2 separate regions of the Mus musculus genome follow, and region 1 is linked to region 2. A link is a loop called in an ENCODE intact Hi-C map of the cell type or tissue named here. Cell type or tissue: left cerebral cortex. All regions are shown on one strand.

What was found. Peaks named below come from ENCODE experiments on the same cell type or tissue, not always from the same donor. Only the 100,000 strongest peaks of a DNase experiment are listed, where the experiment ranks them.
Region 1: it touches region 2 in a loop (2.6-fold over the local background); 2 of 42 quality-filtered maps call a loop at or near these places.

What each region holds. Positions count from the first base shown.
Region 1 is chr5:121,779,609-121,787,608 of GRCm38, forward strand. It overlaps Atxn2 (ataxin 2), which reads left to right. Exons shown (of 25, transcript NM_009125.2): 10 at 1,725-1,934; 11 at 4,249-4,431; 12 at 5,607-5,804; 13 at 6,151-6,258; 14 at 6,726-6,796. Among named protein-coding and RNA genes, the nearest start is that of Mir7031, 36 kb to the right of the region's middle. In left cerebral cortex, CTCF peaks have their summits at 3,061, 4,392 and 6,416; DNase peaks (open chromatin) are centred at 3,076 and 4,759.
Region 2 is chr5:121,655,954-121,663,953 of GRCm38, forward strand. It overlaps Acad10 (acyl-Coenzyme A dehydrogenase family, member 10), which reads right to left and starts at 4,557. Exons shown (of 21, transcript NM_028037.4): 1 at 4,340-4,557; 2 at 61-260. The coding sequence starts at 247. Brap (BRCA1 associated protein) reads left to right here and starts at 4,610. Exons shown (of 12, transcript NM_028227.3): 1 at 4,610-4,895; 2 at 6,047-6,208; 3 at 7,343-7,538. The coding sequence starts at 4,814. In left cerebral cortex, no CTCF peak of the experiment used is centred here; DNase peaks (open chromatin) are centred at 4,576 and 5,026; H3K4me3 peaks cover 2,305 bases; H3K27ac peaks cover 1,465 bases.

The sequences.
Region 1 (8,000 bases), 120 kb after region 2:
ACCTTATTTGTTAATGTTTTGATGAAATACAGAACTATCTAAACATTTAAGAGTTGGCATACCTGATAGGAATGTGCATGCCATTTGTGGATTTTTTGGAGTAGTTTTTATTATCTATAATGTAGTTTGTTTTGTGGCTACTAGACAGTATAACACTGTATCTGTCATTGGCGCGTATAGGGTGACAGCATGTCCTGAGCTGTTTCATCCTCTCATACTCATTTGGCCTAAGACACTCCACAGACAGACAGAATGGAAACTTGAAAGACACTGGGTGATGAGGCAGTGGGCATAGTTCATGAGAAAGACCCTGAGTTAGTGCAGATTCCTTCATTAACTGTGATGATTCCATTCTGCGTACTTCAGGGAAGAACTTAGGGTGATTTGTAATGTCAGAAATGAGCAAGAGTCAGGTGACGAAAGTCATCAGAGAACTGCTTACAAACACAGCACAGACAACCTTTGATTTCTGAGAGTAGGTATTAGAGTGTAGCAGCTTGGAGCTTTAAGTAGGAAGGAAGGCATTTTGTGTAGTGTCCCCAGTCAGTTGAATACAGATTATAGGTGAGTATAGAAATCTGGAAGATGGGACAGCAGAAGCGAATCATTTAGAAATATGGTAGCTGACAGGGAAAAAGAGTGGACAGCAGATTCAGGGTTGAAGTTTAGAGCACCGCAAGCTGGGTGAGGCAAGTGCCTCATGCTGAGCAGTCAGGCTCCATAGGCAGTCTGAGCCAGCCTGGGTTGTGTGAGACCTCGTGTAAAGAAAGGGAGTGAAGTATGTCAGCCATGTAAGAGCAGAATTCCTCTCCAAGGAAACACTCTTGAGTAGTTCTCCTGCTTAGTAACGATGGTGACATTTCTTTGCTCACTGAGTGAAGATTTTCAGTTGTTTATGAATAGAATTTTCAAGTTAAAAACGTGAAGGGGGCTGAGAAATGTATGATACTCCAGTGAGTGGAGCCCCCTAGACTACTGGAGAGGAACCCTGGACTGTTGACTAATTACCAGGGACATTGCTGACCGGGGCGGGGGGGGGGGGGGGGGTTGTCCGTGCCCTGATGTCAGGTTTGGGCCCCGAGGCTTACAGGCCCCTGTGGTGTACAGGCAGTAGATAGACGGGGCCATTCATTCCTGTGCATCAGGATGAGATTCTTTTAAGCATTCGAGAAAGCAATAGAAGTAAGCTCTCATTTCTACCTGAACAGGATGTGGCTAGTGACCTTTGAAACTGATATTTCAGTTCAGATATAGGCCTGAGGAAGCTCAGGTGAGAGTAGGAGAAGAGCCTGGACAGTGGCGTTAGAGGCTGCTGTTTGTGTTTATTGTTTGGGCCTGCCTTCCCGAGCAGGAGTCAGTGTGTTTATTGAGGGGGTTATCTGTGTGTGGGACATTTTCTTCACAAGTGATGGCTGACAACAGCTGAAGAAGTAGGCATACTAGGCAGAGTCTTAACTGTCTTCTTCAGTAGTATGTGTAGATCCTAATTAACCCTTTGGGAACGTGGATTCATTTCAACAGACTTAATTTTAAGGAGGTTAAAGTAAAATGTGAATTTGTGTCAGTTAAGTTGTACTAAAACTTATCACAAATCAAATGACTGTCCTCAAAGGGTTAAATGTACAAGAAATCATTTTTGTCATTTTACTTTTTTTTCTGTTTACTTTTTCCCTCATTTTTTTCTTTAGTTTTTATACTTTCCTTCATATCATTTGTTCTGTCAGGTGTTCCCTGGCCATCGCCTTGCCCATCTCCTTCCTCTCGCCCACCTTCTCGCTACCAGTCAGGTCCCAACTCTCTTCCACCTCGGGCAGCCACCCCTACACGGCCGCCCTCCAGGCCCCCCTCGAGGCCCTCCAGACCCCCGTCTCACCCCTCTGCTCATGGTTCTCCAGCTCCTGTCTCTACTATGCCTAAACGCATGTCTTCAGAAGGTACAATACCACGATTTGTTCATGTTTTTGTTTGTCTTTGTTTAGCTCCTTTGTGAGGTTATGATTACAAAATAGTTTCCTCTTCATTATTTAATAACCTATAATTTTTGTGTTTTAACTTTAGTTTATTAAAGCTATTTCTAATAACCTTTTGTTCACTAGATTAAAATTTGATAAGTGCTATGTATAAAGCCCTGCACTGCCCTGCATATAGAGATGGGCTCCGACCTGTCTGGTAATAGTACTCCTGTGCAGCCCAGGAAGGTCTCGGCCTGGACAGTAACAGTGATGAACTGGGCATTTCTGCTCCTGGAGGTGGGTGGGGTTATGGAGGCTGCCACATTCAGCTCCTTGGTAATGGTGCCAGCGAACCTTCCTGTTGGCCAAAGGCAGGAGTACTATTTTGGGGTTCTTAGTGATCCATGACATCCCTTGTAGTGGCCTTGTACGTCTGCCCTCAGGTAACAGTAGTATTTAGAGTGCCTGAGGAATTACTAATTTAATTGAATAATTATTTTAAATTAGTTTTATAATATCACTGTAGTGGAAGGCTGCTTTAATCTGTGGGGAGACCTTTATTTAAAGTTTATCAATTACAAAACAGGTATAGATTTGAGCCTTTTCTGTCTTTTTGGCTCATGCCAAATTGTGTGTATTTGTTGCTGAATTCACCATTGTTGCATGTCATATACTTTGATTAGTGGCACATGCCTATAATCCCAGTGCCCAGGCCACAGGCAAGAGGATTGCTGAAAGTTGAGGTCAGTTTGTCTCATATATAATGAGTTCTAAGGCTGCCAGGACTATATGGTGAGACCCTATCCCAGCCACCCTGACACCCTGCCCGAAAAAGGTAGCATTCTGATTTAATGCAGGTTGTAAGTTCTAAGTAACAATGTCCTTTGTTCAGAGCATTTGTGTTTATATTCTAATCACCTTGTCTTGGTAAAATCATAGTGAATATAACTGATCAAGACCATTAAAGTTTTCTAAAGAAGGTGTTTGGGAATAAACTATATTGGCTACTGTTAAATTTTTGCCCACACAGAAGGGAATTCAAGGCAGAAGAATACAATGTTGCAAAGGCAGATGTCACAGACTTTCAATGCGTGCCTCTCTGGTGACTCCTAGCAGCAACAGGGAGCTGTTGCAGACGTTTGGGTGGAGGTGCTTATTCCTCGAATGTGTCAGAAAGCATTGCATTGTAGTCAGATGAAAGGGCTGCTTTTGGACTGCCCAGAAAGCGTGCCATGGGAAAAGTGCAAAAAGAGAAGTGACTCCACAAAGATGACTTCACACACACACACACCAGCACATACAAACCCAGTCCATACCACACATATCCTATAGTAATGAATACATTTTAAACATTAAATAAGGGGAAATTCTAACATGAGTTAGCATTTCCTCAGAGCACATGTCTGACTGTGTTCCCACTGAGGACACAGCAGAGAGCATGTGCTAGGGTCCTCATCATGGCCTCTGAGAGGAGGGGTAGTTCTGGACTTGTGTGCTACAGGCTGTATTCCCAGAAGTCCCCATGGGTGGCAGAGACAGTGATGGTGACTGTCGTCAGCTCTCACAGTGCAGCTTTCTGCAGACTTTCCTTGTTCTGCTCTTACAAGCCAACCACGCACATGTGAGGACGGCTTGGGCAAAAGATGGAGAGGAGATCTGAGGTTGCTGCTTAAATTCCTTTTTCCCCTGGGGCCCTGAAGGATGTAGCTCAGAGATAGAACACTAGCCTAACAAGTATGGGCTCCCAAGTTTGGTTCCTATCAAAAAAAAAAAAAGGTTTTTGTCTCATTTTGGAAATAGTAAAATCTGTTAGAAAGATAAACTGATAATATCCCATCATGCATCTGTGCTTCCTACGAAAACGTTATTATAACTTATTTTTAAATGCATGTAGTTAAACACTGTTGGGCCATGTTGTTATATTTCTCACCATCAAGTTTATTTCCTCCTTGCTTTAAAAGTAAAAGGAAATAAGGCTGGAAAGATGGGTCAGCTGTCAGACAGCTTTCTGCTTTCCAGAGGAACTCAGGTGCACACCCTCACACAGACACATACACACAATATAATTAAAAGTAAAACAAATTGTAAAAGGGGAAAATAAAACATACTGACATAATTGACATACCACAAAAGAATTCTTAGTGTGGCCAGAAATCAATAACAGTGTGATTCATATTCTAACCAATGAAAACCTGCTAAGGAAATAAGAGTTATATCTGTATCTAGTAGGAAAAGCAGTAAGGTGGGCACCGCAGGACTGATGTGATATCCTGTGGCATCCTTCTGTCTTCCTCAGGACCCCCAAGGATGTCTCCAAAGGCACAGCGCCACCCTCGGAATCACAGAGTCTCTGCTGGGAGAGGCTCCATGTCTAGTGGCCTAGAATTTGTATCCCACAATCCCCCAAGTGAAGCAGCTGCTCCTCCAGTGGCAAGGACCAGTCCTGCAGGGGGAACGTGGTCCTCAGTGGTCAGTGGGGGTAGGTATGACACTGCAGAGCTGAAGATCTGAGATTAAATACAGATTAAATGTGGTGGCATAAGCAGCTGTTGCCAGTTACCATGGTTATCAAGACACGAGTTGAAGGAACTGTCCCATCCCTCTGGAACTCTGACCCTGTATACATTTTGTAAACCTGCTTAGGTTTCTTACTGCTGCGGGTTTCCATGGCATCCGTGTGTGGAGTAAACAGATAGTCGCTTGGTGCTCCTCAAGGAGTAGTCTGCGCCAGGAGAGGCTCAGCTTTTGTTATGAGTCTCTGACCGTCAGCAGCTGCAGCCAAGGTCCTGCTTGGAGCAGATTTGGAATTAGGCCAGACTGCTTGGGCTGCTGAGTTGGTCTTGTTGGTCTGTAGTGCTTCCTCCCGGGAGTCCAGAGCTAGAGCTTGTGCCTGTTCTTTTGGCCTTACCAGGAAAAGGTCTTTAAGCTTAAAAAACTAGACAGACAGTGCGCTCACCCCTGTAAGGTGTGCAGTTGTAGTGATTGTCCTGTAAATTTCTTTGTGCTATTCTTCTTAGCCTTTTAAACTGAAGATTAACAAGAAAAGAAGCTTGAGGCGTTTTAACCCTATTATAAATAAGCAACCTTTTATAAATACAAGAATAGAGACAGTTGAGGGATATAGTGAGAATCGTGTTACGGGGTTGGTCTTTCCATGGAAAGTTAGAGTTGTGAACAGTTTCCTTCTATAATGTTTGATTGAACCATTTTCATTGACCCCTTTAGTCTGAAGCCTGCAAATAGGTTTTTATTGGATTAGGAAGCATTAAGCAGTTGTGTGGAAGGCGTTCATTCTGTGTTACGTACCCCTTGAGGCTAGGTGCGTCCTAATTTCCTTCAGCACTGGCGGTGGATCTTTATATTGCAAGTAAAAGCACATAGGCTTGGCAGCAAGCTACCATCAATTTTATTTCGTGTATTGATGGAAGGAGAGGAGAGAGGCATGGTAGAGATCTCTCACCTTGAATAAATGTTACACTTTGAATGTCGTCTTTTTTTTTAACTTAAGTATGCTTTGGCTTGCCATTGAACTTGACTCAAATACTTAAAAGTTCACTCATTTAATTAGGAGGGAAACCACGGTGGTACTTAGAGATTGTTGACTTCTGCCATAAGATACTTCTGAGAATTTAATGAGTATCTTTTTGCTTCTAGTTCCAAGGTTATCTCCCAAAACTCACAGACCCAGGTCTCCCAGGCAGAGCAGCATTGGAAACTCTCCCAGCGGGCCTGTGCTTGCTTCTCCCCAAGCTGGCATCATCCCTGCAGAAGCCGTTTCCATGCCTGTTCCCGCCGCATCTCCGACTCCTGCCAGCCCTGCATCCAACAGAGCACTGACCCCATCTATTGAGGGTATGCAACCAACACCTTTCCTGTTGTAATCCATGCATGGCCAAGAGTTGTGTTCTCAATACACAGTGATGCTTTTGTGGATGCAAGATTCTGTCTCTGGTAGAACTATTCCATGTATATTAACTAATGTCTGGCATCAGAGGCTCTGGCCTGTCCTAGTATGACGTGCCTGTTGTATGAGCATGGTTATTGAATTTTGATGTGATGACTAACAGGGAATAAACTCAGTTTAATGAAACCCATTTTCCCCTAAGCCAGAAGGTTAGAAGTGTTTGGTATTTACTCACACTATTGTCCTAATTTCTGTCTAATACTAGTTTTTTGCTTTTTTAAACTTGTTTTCTAGCAAAAGATTCCAGGCTTCAAGATCAGAGGCAGAACTCTCCTGCAGGGAGTAAAGAAAATGTTAAAGCAAGTGAAACATCACCTAGCTTTTCAAAAGCTGACAACAAAGGTTAGAGTTTGTTAAAGTTTTTTTTTTTTTAAAAGATTTATTTGTTTATTATATGTAAGTACACTGTAGCTGTCTTCAGACACTCCAGAAGAGGGAGTCAGATCTCGTTACAGATGGTTGTGAGCCACCATGTGGTTGCTGGGATTTGGACTCTGGACCTTCGGATGAGCAGTCGGTGCTCTTACCCACTGAGCCATCTCTCCAGCCCTTGTTAAAGTTTTTAGACACAATTATAGAAATAGCAAAGTGTTTAGCCAGACAGATACTTGCATTGCTAGTCTTTACGTGATAGATCTGTCTTCATTTCTTATTTATCTCTTCCCCTCAGCCCCAGTGCTGAGATTAAAGATGTTATAGAGGTGCACCAACACTCCTGGCCTCTGTTCTCATTTCTAACATTCCATATTTAACAATTTTAAGTTTAAAGGTAAAAGTAAATTGGAATCTAACAGGTTTTGGTTTTACAGGTATGTCACCAGTTGTTTCTGAACACAGAAAACAGATTGATGACTTAAAGAAGTTTAAGAATGATTTTAGGGTAAGTTCTTTATCGACTGGTTAGAATTAAAAAAGAAATAGCAAACATAATGATTTTTATGGCCAGTTCACAAAAGTACACTATTAAAACACACGCACACACATACGCTCTTGTCTTAAGTCATTTGTACAGCAAGCTAAACTTCTTTTCAGTTGTTTTTCATGCATATGAGTGTTTGCATTATGTATTTGGGCTATGGGTCTGCCTGGTGTCCTTTGAAACCAGCAGAGGGCATAGGATTTCCTGGATCTGAAGTTGCAGATCGTCATGAGCTACCATGTAGGTTCTGGGAACTGAGCTCAGGTCCTCTGGAAAAGCAGCCAGTGCTCTTAACCACTAATGTCTTTCTCCAGCCCACAGGGTTTGAGAGAGTGTGTGTGTATGTGTGTGTGTGTGTCTCTAGTCTTGTTTGTCTGTGAGTAGGTATGTACATAGTACTTCAAGTGCCCTCTGAGGGCAGAAGAAATTGTTATCATTTGGAAATGGGGTTAAGGCAATGGTGAACCGCCTGATGTGGGTGTTAGAAATTGAATTTAGATTCTCTGGAAGAGCAATAAATACTGTTAACCACTGAGCCATCTCCTCAGCCCCTTGACAATTACTCTTAAAGATGTCTTTGTCTGTTCTAAGTACAATAACTTAAGATCACAAGGTTTTTGTTTGTTTTTTGGTGTGTGTATGTGTGTGTGTGTGTGTAACAAGACTGCAGGTAACAAAGGATATGATCTTATTTTGGAAACTGACACACTAGAGCTCACTGCTCAGTAGTTCTAAAGTTGAAGACTGACCACGTCAGTGCTTGTAGTGTGTGCAGTAGAAGATGAAATGTGTCCTGAGTTAGCTCACCTTCCAATCTGTGAGTAAATTCATTCACTTGTTCATTCATCCTTTTTGGTGTTGAGGATTGAAGCCAGGGCTAAATTCCCTTGGTGGGCGTATTCCTGTAACCTCACTTCATATCCTAAGACAAGCTTCCAAGCCCTCCTTGGTTACTCTGTCATTCTTCCACACAAAATTTACAAGGAGCTTTAGATACTACGTTAGCTTATATAACTTTTAAAAATGACTTCTTTGTTTTTATTTTATGTGCATTGATGTTTTCCCTGTAAGTATGTAAGTATGTAAGTATGTATGTATGTATGTATGTATGTATGTGTGAGGATGCCAAATCCTCAGAATTGTTGTTATAAGCATACGTGAGCAG
Region 2 (8,000 bases):
CTATCTGTCTCCATTTTCCCACTCCTACTTCCTAAGAGTTAAGAAGAATAAGGAGCTTACCCACAGCCACTGTCCCTGGAGAAGGCACGAGAACTCCGCCCGTGTCAAAAATGACTGCTCTGTAGCTTCGGCCTCCAGAATGTGTCCAGCGGAGGCCTCCCTGATGCCTGCCCAGGGGATGGTTCAGGGCCGTGGTCCTCCATGCCCAGTGCAGAGTGGAAGGCTGGAAAAGTCTTCTTACCAACATGGTGAGATGGAGGCTGTGTGGGGAGAAGGTTCAGGGCAGCCTGAGGCACGGCTTCTGTCCAGGGTTAGGGTTAGGTTAGGGTAGGGTATCCCTGAGCTGGGTGTCACCCACAGCTCCCGGCTGAGGTCCAACCAATGCTCAAGCCCCACCCACAGCTGGCTTCAATGACTGTTCACATGGGCCTTCACCCTCAACTGCTATCACCACTGAAAAGGGGGTTTGAGCCCTGACTTTCCTTGTCCCAACTCACCTGCCTCAGCCCTGTCTGTGCTCGCTCCTGAGACCCCAATCTCCTGCCTTCTTCTCTCACTGCAGATGTCTCTTCAGGACCCTGGTGGCTCCCTGCTCCTTCCTCCTTCCTCCCTCATCAGCCAGAGAAATCCTTCAAAGCCGCAGATGTGACCACATCTTAACCCCATTTTGTTTTCATGGTTAGCTTGTTTTTGTTTTGTTTTTGACACAGAGTTTATCCATGTAGCCCTGGCTGTCTTGGAACTCACCCCGTAGACCAGGCTGGTCTCAAACTCAGAGGTCAACCTGCCTCTGCCTTCCAAGTGCTAGGATTAAAGTCCTGCACCACCAGCCTGTCTTATCCCCATTTAAAACCTTCATTGGAAACAGTGTGTGATAGTCCAACTGCAGGAGATAGTAGCTGACCTGGAAAACTTAAAGAACCTGTGTGTTAGTAACCTTTTTCATTGCTGACCCACTCCCTGACAGAGTAGCACAAGGGAAGGATTTGTTCTGGGGCACAGTTTCAGAGAGCTTATTTCGTGGCTGTGCACGCAGCTCCATGCACTTGGCCAGAGCATCATGACAGAAACGAGGTTTGTACTTCAGGGCCAAGCAGGAAGCAGAGAGGGAACATAGGAAACGGCCAGGGCAGGACTCCAGGGCACACACTAGTGACTTGCTTCCTCTAGCTGGTCCGAACCTCTCAGGATGCAACAGCTCCCAACAAAGATATCTCAATACAAATCTGTTGTGGGATCGATCCACTGACTGGGTCCAGAGCCCTGAGAGGTAAACTGTCTCTGGACCCCATCACTAGAACACCAAGTGGTCCGGATTCCTAAATCTGGAGGCCCTCTTATTCAACTATCAGAAAGTAGGCTTTTTGGGGGGGGGCTTGCAGGGCCACACCTATAATCTCAGCACCAGGGAGACAGAGGCGGGGGCGGGGGGGGGGGTCTCAGTGTCTCTGAGCCAGCCTGGGCTACATGAGACCCTATCTCAGACACAGAAACAAAGTCTGAATAGACACAGAAACTGACTAGCAAACAAAACCAAGGCCTAAAACGGGAACTTTTCGTCTTTTTTCTCTTTTATTCTTGAGAAAAAAAAAATCTTGCTCTGTAGCCCAAGCTGTCTCAGGTGCTTGGGTCCAGGCAATCCTCCTGCCTTAGTCTCCTTACATAGCTGGCATGGGAGGGACATATGGACCGCTGTGCCCAGCTAACAAAAGATCAAATAGTAAACCATGAAAATCTCAAGATGTACCGATTCATCAAAATTTGGCTGCGTTTTGTACTTAAAACAAAACAAAACAAACCCCAAACTCCAGACTCATGAGCCTCTCTCAATTTTCGTCTTTCCATGCCGAGGCCAAAGTCTATGAAGGACAACACCCTGATGCGGAGGCAGAGGTTACAGGCTTATGCTGCCACTTCTGTGTTGTGTATCCCTGGGGAATCTGGCCTTTGTGCACACTAGGTAAGCACTCTCTGTCTGTCCCCCTTCTCTCCAGGCCTTGGCACCTGCTGTGCCACCAGACCAGAGCTGTTCCCCTGCTTCACCTGGCTGGTGAATTTCTACTCGCTGTTACACATCAGCCTTGCCCTCTTCTCTGTAGATTTTATTTCTTTTCCCCATTGCTGACTGTGGCAGTTTTGTGGTGGGCTCCCACCCCCAATGGCCCTTTTTCATAACTGTAGTGGAGTATTTAACCTCTACAAACACTAACTGTTCTCCTAACTGCTTCTATGGTAAGCCCCACAAGACAAGGATTGTGTTGTCTTTTAGACAGCCATCTCTTGGGGCTCGGTGCTAGAATCAGAACAGCACCTCAGGCTAGATGACCTGAAGGATGAGAAACTGGATAGATCAGAAAATAGCATGGAGTCCTGAGGATGCATGGCTGTATCCCTAGCACATGAGAGGCAGAGGCAGGGCAGCCTTGAATGTCCAAGCTAGCCCAGGCTAGCCAGCAAGAAAAGGGAGAGAGGGTGCAGGGAGGGAAGAGCCATGTTTGAGTGGCTGACATCCAGGAAGAGCTGTGACTCCTTGTCCCCTCCTGGTTAGCAATGCTAGTTTCCTGGGACTGGCATCTTCTATACCACAGAGCATCTTTGTTTTCTCCTTGTCAATCAGAATGAGGTTAGACTAATGTAGGCTTCCTGCCTCGATCATATTTCATAAACATCTACATGGTGTATAGTTTTATATTACAGACATGGTGTAGTAAAGACATAACAGATCTTGTGTTTGACTGGTTTCCAAGCGTGACTCTGCTATCCATTGACAGTGAGGTCCTATGTATGTTACCCTCTCTGAGCCACAGCTTCCTCCTCTGTAAAATGGGGATAATTTCAGTACCTATTGCAAAGGTGGGGGGGGGGGGTAACCATTGCCTAAGGTAAAGAATGTAGAGCTATCAAGTTAGTGTGTGTCACACTATTTAGGGTTACCTAACACGTGACTTGGGGGTGTGCCTCAGCAGAATGGCTTGTTCTTAGCACGATGAAGACTCTAGGTCAATCTCAGCACCATAAACTAGTGTCTGACACAGTCAGATGATCTACACTCTGTGGATGGCTTGTCCACTTTCATATATGCCCATTTTTCCCCATGAGGGGTATGATTTGGTGATATCTATGCTTTTTTTGGTGGTCACCACCAGGTGACAGTACCACTGAGGTCTATGGTTCACAGACACACATACACGCACCCCAAAAGGGTTATAGAAAGTGAAAGTTGAGCAGAAGTTGGGAAATCTTGGCATTAAAAGGCTTTAAGACATATTACATAGAAAATAGTATAAACACCTCTATATATTGTATGTTCCTGTTACAGGTACCATTTGTATCCATGGCCTCTCCCAGACCTCTTACACTATAGCATGTACACAATATTGTCCTTCCTGACATGTCATATTTTTTCTCCATATATGCACTAATCTTACCTGGCCTTTCTTCCTTTCTTTCTCCCTTTCTTTCTTTCTTTTCTCCTTCCTTTCTTTCTTTCCTTCTTTCTTTCTCTTATGTGTGTGTGTGTCCTGAACATTGTTTCGATTATATCGTGTGTATGTGTGTGTGTATTTTAGACACTGAACCCAGAGCCTATACCTAAAGCATTCTAACCCTTAAGTGCATTCCTCAGTGTGTGTGCTCACTATAGCACCTGCACAGAGGACAATCTTGAGTTAGTTCTATCCTGCCATCTTGTGAAGCACAAAGCCTTCAGCAGAAGCCTGGAAGTAACCCTGGCACTGATGAGGTGGAAAAGGCAGGAGGGTCAGAAGTTCAAGGACATCTGATTCCAATACGTAGAGAACATAGATTATCTTTTCTCCAATATATAGGGTTCTCAGTATCTTGGGCTACTCAAGACCTTGTCTCAGAACAACTCAAAACCTCAAAACAACTAAACAATGGCCAGACGGTGGTAGGGCAGGGCTGTATCCCACAACTCCAGAGGCTTAGGCAGGCAGATCTCTGAGTTCGAGGACAGCCTGGTCTACAGAGTGAGTTCTAGGACAGCTAGGCGTACTTGGAGCAACTCTGACTTGGAGAAGAAAACAACAAAAACAAACAAAAAATAAAACAAAACCAAACACATCCAAACCACAAAACCAAATTTAACCATGACCTATAGGCTTCCCAGCGTATCCCTGTCTCTTACACAGCGTTTTGTATCACACAACCGAGTGGTTATGCAATAACTAGCTCAGGATCGCACGAGTGCTGAAGCTTGTCCTGTCTGGGGCTGTTTTCTGTGTCCGCAAAAATAATCATCCCACGCAGCCCCGCAGTGCCCGGCTCTCAGTGGATTATCTGTGAAGTCATTGCGCTCCTAGCCAGCCCCTCGCCATACCTGCAGAAAGTTACAACCCTGAGGTCGAAGACCCAGGAAGCCTCAGAGTCTCTGCGGACCCATAGACTCTCGGTGAGCCCTGCGGGAAAACTAAGGAGGACAAACGTAGAGAGGGGTCAAACGCAAAATAGGAGCCAGGCGTCTTTGCGTGCTCTGCGCACGCTCCTCGGACCCTGTCCAGACGGTCAGCCAAGGGGGCAGAAGCAGCTGTCGAAAGCGCATGCGCGCCCGGGGCCTCGCCCCTTTCCGCGTGCGCGTGCGCGACCCGGCGGGTCAGAGACGGCGGCCGACAGGCGGAAGCGGAGGTTGTTGTGGCTCGGCAGGCTGCGCGCGACGGGGGCTGCCGCTGCTGAGGCGGCGGCCGCGGCTTCTGAGGCGGTGGCGGCGCTGCCGACCGCGGGCCGCTCGGCCTCTGGGCTCGGGCCGCAGCCTTCCGTCAGCCCACCGGGGCCCACGCCGAGCAGCGCCTGTCCTATGAGTGTGTCACTGGTGGTCATCCGACTGGAGCTCGCGGGTCACTCGCCGGTCCCCACCGACTTCGGCTTCAGCGCCGCCGGTGAGTCGGCGGCCTCGCGCCGGGCCGGAGGGTCGGCAGCCCTCGCTCCACCGGCCCCCGGACTTGCCGGGCGCCTCTGCTCGACGTCGCCCTCGCTGCGAGAAAGCGCGGCCCAGGGCGCGGGGGCGATGCTGTGCGCCTTTCCCAAGCTGGCAGTCAGACAGACCGGTGGGGAAAGGATTTGCCCAAAGTTAGGTGTGAGTGGCTGGAAACGCGAGTTTTAGCCCAGCCGGGGACCGAGAGGCTGACGTCTTCACCACCGGCCACAGACTTCCTTAGTGGGTCATGCAGCTTCGGCTCTTCCCGTGATCGTCACAACCTTACCTGATAGCATTGAGGATCCTGAAGTGAAGGCAGGAGGACAGGCAACCAGAAGCCAGGCAGGGTTGGGGGGGGGGGGCGGAAACCTGTCTCAAAAGACCGACGAGAAAAAGGTGTGTGTGGGAGGGCGATTGCTTGGTATCTGTCAAGAGTTTTGTCATGCCCTGAATCAGACTTGGTCTGATATGTGCCATACGGACTAAATGTCCCAAGTTGATGGAAAAGAGAAACGGACACTTAGTTTGGAGAGCTGGGCTGGCGCTCGTTCTCGGAAGGATGGCATCCTGGACACTCTGTGGGTCCATTCTTTGGAGCTGCAGTAGAAGAGTGTGTTGTGGTCTTTCTTGGTCTTTGAGACTCCAGTGACTTGATTTATTTCAAGGTTACAAGCGAAATTCCAGAGCTCAAAGTGACCCCTAGATCTGAAAGTCAGTTAAGTTGGCACTAGGCACAAACAGGTAACTTCATCCTGGCCCAGTCCTGGAGACATTTATGCAGTAAAGCCTAGGGGGAGAGTACCTACTGTGTGCTTAGATGTGTGGATCGGGTGCTGAGAACTCCTACTGTGTGCTTGGTTGTGTGGGTTGAGTGCCGTACTGGACAGGCCTGGTGCCTGCCTCAGAACTGATGTTAAGGAATTTCGGTCACATCTCCGGGTTTCTGAAATGCTGCTTATTCATTAATAAGTAGAGGGACAGAGGCAGACACTGGAAAAGAGCCTCATCCAGGGGGACACGCCATAGAGGAGCAGGAAAGCTATTGATTGATGTGCCAAGAAGTGAGAGGAATTTGTTCTGTCATTAGGTATTAATCTTTCATGTGTTCTCCAGCTGGAGAGATGTCTGATGAGGAGATCAAAAAGAAGACATTGGCTTCCGCTGTCGCCTGTCTAGAAGGGAAGTCAGCCGGGGAGAAAGCAGCCATCATCCACCAGCACCTTGGCCGTCGGGAAATGACGGATGTGATTATTGAGACCATGAAGGCCAGAGCAGGTATGCCCACAGGAAGCCTGGCCGCGCTCAAGTACTCTGAGCCCCTGGCTGGTTTTTGTTTTTTGGTTTTTGTTTGTTTGGTTTGGTTTGGTGTTTTTTGCGGTTGATGAGCAGCTGAGGCTGGGTACATTTGTTAATGAGTATGGCCTTGAAGTAATCTTGCTACGTTCACCTCCTGAGTGGTGGGATCATGTGTATGCATCCGTATGTCCAGTTTGCATCCTGCTGGGCACAGACCCAGGGCTTCATACATGTAAGGCTAGCGCTCTCCCAACTGAGGTATAGTTCCAGCATGCTTTTTCCCCCCAGCACTTGTGTTCTTTATGTGATTTGTGAAGCATATTTCATTGTCTTTTTTGAAAGGGTTATGTAAACCCTGGAGTTTGGAAACATACCCCAAGACCCTGTTTTAAGAGAGTAATACAGGAGAAACTAGATTGGTTGTCACAAAGTGGGCTCTTCCCTCTGGTGGGAATGCTTATAACTACTAACTCTGCTCCAGTGGAGCAGTTCCCGGGGAAGCCTGCTGCCCCGTCCCTGCCCTACCGGCCTACACAGCTGAGGAAGTGGATGCTTTCTGCATCTATAGCATAGGTGTGGTCACAACTGGAAGGTTCAGTTTTCAGAGAGCCCTGACTTGTCACCGAGGAGCCAGTGGTGAATGTTGCCTGCTTGTGTTGGGGTGCTGCTGGATGTGGGAGGAGCTTCTGTTGGGTTTTGAGAGTGTTAAGGGATTTATTATTATTATTAAATTTTATTTATTTACATTCCAAATATTGCCCTCCCACCCACACCCACACCCCCATTGTTAAGAGATTTTTTTACAAGGGTATGAGGAGATGTTTTTACGCAAAGAGAGCTGTACATGTTCTTGAGAGACTCCCAAACCGAACAGTTCAACAGTATGGTTTGTTGGGTTTTGTGACAGGGTCTCTTACATCTGCAGCTTTCCTGCTTCAGCCTCCTGGTGCTGGGATTACAGGCGTGAGCCATCATAACCAGCAGGGATGTGGTTCTTAATGCAATGTTGTAGTTTCTCTGTCACAATTTCCCTTGCACTTGAAATTCTAACTTTCTTAGGCTCCTTAGGCTTATTTCCAGCTGTTTGTGATCTGCTAATTTTCACTTTGTAAGATGAAGTGAGAGACACAGTGGAAGAAAAGAAGCCTTCAGCAGCCCCTGTCTCTGCACAGAGAAGTAGAGAACAGAGTGAGTCTGTGAACACAGCCCCAGAGTCTCCATCCAAACAGCTCCCAGACCAGATTTCCTTCTTCAGTGGCAACCCTTCTGTTGAAATAGTCCACGGCATTATGCACCTGTACAAGACAAAGTAAGCCCAGCTCGCTTCCTTCAGACTGCTCTGATTTTTGCTTTGAGTAGGGAGAAAACTCTGTGCCCGAAATGAGGTCAAAGGCTAAAGCTTTGACAACAAACATACTGCCCTTAGGTACTGTGGACTACAGAGTTCTGAGTGTTGTGCGTTTGACAGTGTAGATTGGGCCAAAGCTCTCCTTACTCAATAATAAACATGTAGATGCACGTCAGAAATGCTTGGGAAATAATCTATTAACCGTTAGGCATGGGTATTGATTGGGGTGGGGACTGAAAACAAAAGGAGTCAAAGCACCTTGTGCTTATGTCTGTACTAAACCGCAGGAGCCAGGTGATAGTAATTGACATGCCTGTTTTCGTGACTTCTTTATTTTGTTTTAGGGTTTTTGATGGTTTGTTTGTTTGTTTGTTTGTTTGAGACAAGGTCTGTAAAGGTGTGCACCATTAGGCCTGGCTTTTA